Linked DNA regions of Homo sapiens: region 1 is linked to region 2. Evidence: read pairs that join two places in POLR2A ChIA-PET (ENCODE). Cell type or tissue: IMR-90. All regions are shown on one strand.

The links. Peaks named below come from ENCODE experiments on the same cell type or tissue, not always from the same donor. Only the 100,000 strongest peaks of a DNase experiment are listed, where the experiment ranks them.
Region 1: POLR2A ChIA-PET joins it to region 2 with 19 read pairs; 27 of 35 experiments call an interaction of 5 or more read pairs at or near these places.

What each region holds. Positions count from the first base shown.
Region 1 is chr5:140,652,042-140,654,541 of GRCh38, forward strand. It overlaps IK (IK cytokine), which reads left to right. Exons shown (of 20, transcript NM_006083.4): 4 at 47-106; 5 at 936-1,103; 6 at 1,897-2,011; 7 at 2,475-2,500. Among named protein-coding and RNA genes, the nearest start is that of MIR3655, 5.4 kb to the left of the region's middle. In IMR-90, no CTCF peak of the experiment used is centred here; no DNase peak of the experiment used is centred here.
Region 2 is chr5:140,575,856-140,578,355 of GRCh38, forward strand. All of the region lies in intron 8 of LOC112267855, which reads right to left. Among named protein-coding and RNA genes, the nearest start is that of SLC35A4, 12 kb to the left of the region's middle. In IMR-90, no CTCF peak of the experiment used is centred here; no DNase peak of the experiment used is centred here; H3K27ac peaks cover 313 bases.

The DNA.
Region 1 (2,500 bases), 76 kb after region 2:
GGCTGTGGCAATATTTTGCTATCAGTGAATTTCTCGTCTCTTCTAGGATGCCAAGGGAGTACAATGAGGATGAAGACCCAGCTGCACGAAGGAGGAAAAAGAAAAGGTGAAGGAAGGGTGAAGGGTTTTAGATTTTAAGGTGGATAGTGTTTAGGGGAAAGAAGTAGGGGCTAATTATGAAGCTAGAAACTAAGATTTTGTCTTGAGGCTCTCTACTTTCTTAATGAAACAGAGTGATACTTAGAGTGGCAGTAGAGGGCTTTGGAATAGGCCTATCTATATTTTAATCTCATCTTCGCTAGTTTCTTGGTGGATAACCTAGACATTTGCTTAGCCTCTCTAATCCACAGATAGAATGGAGATACAGTAGCAATAATAACTTTTATCAGGATGTCATGAGGATCAGCTGTGAAAGTACATGTAGGCATTTAGCACCAATGCCTGGCATATGGTAACCACCCAATAAATCTTGACGGCCATCATCATTATTATATCATCATCGTTATTTATATGATACGAAAGTTTCAGGACCTGGTACTTGGCTTTTCCTTTATTCTGAGAGTGGACCAGCAAATAATACGTTCTTTTCAGCTGAAATTTAGAAGGTGGTAAAAATTCAGAAGATTTTCTGATTTTTGTGTGGAAAAGTCTTATATCTATAGAGAATTGGTAGAGTTGGGTGGTATTAAAAAGTTCTGAAGTGACAGATGGAGTGTCCCAAGTTGGCACTGGAAAAGTATATCTATAAGCTGGAAGAAGTTGTAGTTCTGATTTTGAGTAACTACGAAGAGGTGGCCAGCAGTTCTATCAGGACAGACATGAGCTTTTCCCCATAGAGAGTAGGTTGGAGATGTAGGGAAGCAAGCAGGAACAGTTCTGTTGACCTTGAGGTAGCAGCTGATGAGCCTTATACATTTGCCTTTCTCTGGTCACAGTTATTATGCCAAGCTACGCCAACAAGAAATTGAGAGAGAGAGAGAGCTAGCAGAGAAGTACCGGGATCGTGCCAAGGAACGGAGAGATGGAGTGAACAAAGATTATGAAGAAACCGAGCTTATCAGCACCACAGCTAACTATAGGGCTGTTGGCCCCACTGCTGAGGCGTGAGTACTGAGGGAACAGGGCATGGTTCCCTCAGCATCCGAGAGTCATGCAAATACAATGTGAACTCTTCCTCTTACTTTCCTGCCCTGGAGCCTACAATAAGCGATTTCAGAGGCATTTGCCACCCACAAAGGGCTGTTCTTTTTTTTTTTTTTTTTTGAGATGGAGTCTCGCTCTGTCACCCAGGCTGGACTGCAGTGGCACGATCTTGGCTCATGGCAAGCTCCGCCTCCCAGGTTCATGCCATTCTCCTGCCTCAGCCTCCCGAGTAGCTGGGACTACAGGCGCCCGCCACCACGCCCGGCTAATTTTTTGTATTTTTAGTAGAGACAGGGTTTCACCGTGTTAGCCAGGCTGGTCTCGATCTGACCTCATGATCCACCCGCCTCGGCCTGCTGAAGTGCTGGGATTACAGGCGTGAGCCACCGCACCTGGCCCCCCAACCCCCTTTCCCCCACCCCCTTTTTTTTTTTTTGGAGACAGAGTCTTGCTCTTGTTGCCCAGGCTGGAGTGCAGTAGCGCGATCTCAGCTCACTGCAGCCTCCGCCTCCCATGTTCAGGCGATTCTCTTGCCTCAGCCTCCCGAGTAGCTGGGACTACAGGCGCCCACCACCATGCCCAGCTAATTTTTGTATTTTTAGTAGAGATGGGGTTTCACCATATCCACCAGGCTGGTCTCAAACTCCTGACCTTGTGATCTGTCCGCCTTGACCTCCCAGAGTACTGGGATTACAGGCGTGATCCACCACGCCTGGACAGTACTGTTCTTATGTGGCCTCTTTCATTATACAGGGACAAATCAGCTGCAGAGAAGAGAAGACAGTTGATCCAGGAGTCCAAATTCTTGGGTGGTGACATGGAACACACCCATTTGGTGAAAGGCTTGGATTTTGCTCTGCTTCAAAAGGTGAGTCCTGGTGGTCAGGTGGGGAGTAATACTGTCGTGCTGAATGCTCTTGTATGGGTCTGGCAAGATGAGGAGGGAGATTCCTGAGAGTTCAGACTGAGTAGAAGAAGGGCTAAAGATGGCCCCTCTGAAAAGCTGATTGCTACTCATCCTTCAAGTATCAGGCCAAATTTTATTTCCTTGGAGAAACCTTCCCTGATCACCCAGGTGTGGTTAAGCACTTCCCTTCACCTCCTGCTTCCTGTACCTTTGCATAGCCCTTCTGTTTCATTTACCACAGCAGTTATTGTACTTTGTTGAAATTGTTTAATTTGTCTGTCTCATCTGCTATAAGCTCCATTAGAGTAAGAACAATATCTGTCATGTTTAATATTATATTCTTAGTTCCTGGTACAGTGTGGTGTAGTGGATGTTCAATAAATATATAAAATGAGTGTCCTAACCCTGCTTGCTTTCCTGTTAGGTACGAGCTGAGATTGCCAGCAAAGA
Region 2 (2,500 bases):
GGCTGATATGGTGAAACCCCATCTCTATTAAAAATACAAAAATTAGTCAGGTGTAGTAGCACACGCCTGTAATCCCAGCTACTAGGGAGGCTGAGGCAGGAGAATTGCTTGAACCCAGAGAGTGGAGGTTTCAGTGAGCCAAGATCACACCACTGCCTTCCAGCCTGGGCAACAAAGTGAGAGTGTGTCTCAAAAAAAAAAAATTTTTTTTTAAAAGAAGTAATAGATTCTCATGGTAAAAAATTTAAATTGTGTACCTGACAAGTGACTTGTACCCAGAATATATAAAGAGCTCTTACAACTCAATAATAAAAAGACAACCCAATTTTAAAATGGGCAAAAGAAGATGACATCAGTGAAAATGGCAGAGTAGGGAACTCCAAGAGTCCGTTCATCCCCAGAAACACCTAGCAAAAACAGCCAGAAACAACCTTATTTTAACTCTGAAAGATAGAGGTTTACAGCAACCAATGCTTAACCAGGAGAAAGGCAACTTAAATATGGTAAGAGATCTCTGTGGTGTTTTAACTTACCCTAGCTCCAACCCCTCCCCAGCACAGGGCTAATCTTGAAGACAGCAGCCCAAATTTCTGGTGGGGGTTCCTGGTTAGGGAGGGAGCAGAGAAGATCTTGATCCCAATGAATTGTGTTTATCTTTTTTGACTGTCTGGAATTTCCCTTGAAGAACTGATGAAAGGGAATTCTCTTTGCTTCACGAATCTCAGAACTCTCTCAAGGCAGAGCAGCTACACAGAGGATGTTCCCTGAAAACTGCTAAAGAACAAAAGAACAAGGAACTGCTGCCTGAAGCAAAAATAACAGTTGAGGCAAACAACTGATACCCTGAAAGACTGGGAAAAGTTTGGAAGTGATATTTTTGGGAGAATAAGGGCTTCAAAAAGTTCCCATGTGTACTAGAGAGAGCAGAAAGCACACCCAGGGTAGGACTCATGTGCAGAAAAGGCCCAATAAGACAATAAGCTTTCATCTCTGTCTGGTCTTTGGGCTCAGCACAAGCAGGAAGTGAAGGCTAAAACAGAGCTGTAAATTGCCTGGCTAAGCTTAGGAGTGACTCCACACAGAGCCAATCTGCAAAGACCTAGAAAATTCTTTCTTTTTCTTTTTTCCTTCCTTCCTTCCTTTGTTTTCTTTTTCGTATTCTTCTTTATTCTTTTTGTTTCTTTTTTTATTTGTTTCTTTCTTCTTCCTTTTTAAAAAACAAAACAAAACTTTTTTTTTAGTCGCAGGCATTTAAGGAATTCTATGTTAGGTCACTGGCTGACTACTAAAATAACAAAATGAAGCCTTCAGTGAATACAAAGAATACAGTCTTCAAAAAAAAAAAAAACCCACAAAGATAAAGAGAGAATCTTGAAAACAGCAAGAGAGAAGCAGCTTATTATGTGCAATGGATCTTCAATAAGACTAAAAACAGACTTATCCCCAGAAACCATGGGATAACTTAAAGTTGGCCCTTTATATCCATAGGCTCTGCATCTGTGGATTCAAGCAAGCATGAATCAGAAATATTTGGGAGAAAAATGGTTTTGTCTGTACTGAGCATGTACAGACTTTTTATTGTCATGATTCCCTAAACAATACAGTATAACAATTTACATAACATTTACATTGTATTAGGAATTATAAGTAATCTAGAGATGATTTAAAGTATGTGGGAGGATGTACATAGGTTATATGTGCAAATACTATAACATTTTATTTTTTATTTTTATTAGTTTTGTGTGTGTGTGTTGTTGTTGTTGTTTTCCTTTATAGATAGAGTCTCGCTCCATCACCCAGGCTGGAGTGCAGTGGCATGATCTCAGCTCACTGCAACCTCCACCTCCAGGGTTCAAGCAATTTTCCTGCCTTGGCCTCCCCAGTAGCTGGGATTACAGGTGCCCGCCACCACACCCAGCTTATTTTTATATTTTTAGTAGATAACGGGGTTTCACCATGTTGGCCAAGCTGGTCTCGAACTCCTGACCTCAGGTGATCCACCCGCTTTGGCCTCCCAAAGTGCTGGGATTACAGGCGTGAGCCACTGTGCCAGGCTAATTTTCGTACTTTTAGTAGAGACGGGGTTTCACCATGTTGGCCAGGCTGGTCTCAAATTCCTGACTCCAAGTGATCCACCCTCATTGGCCTCCCAAAGTGCTGGGATTACAGGTGTTAGCCACCACGCCCAGCTATTTGTATTAGTATTTTTTTTAGACAAGGTCTTGCTCTGTTACCCAGGCTGGAGTGCAGTGGTGTGATCATGGCTCACTGAAGCCTTGACCTCCTGGACTGAAGCTATCGCTTCAGCCCCTCAAGTAGCTATTATTATTATTTTTTGCAGTCTTTTTTAATTTTTATTTTTTTGTAGTGATAAGATCTCACTATGTTGCCCAGCCTGGTCTCAAACTCCTGGGCTCAAGCAATCCTTCTGCTTTGGCCTCCCAAAGGCTGGAATTATAGGCATGAGCCACTGTGCCTGGCCCACATCATTTTATATAAG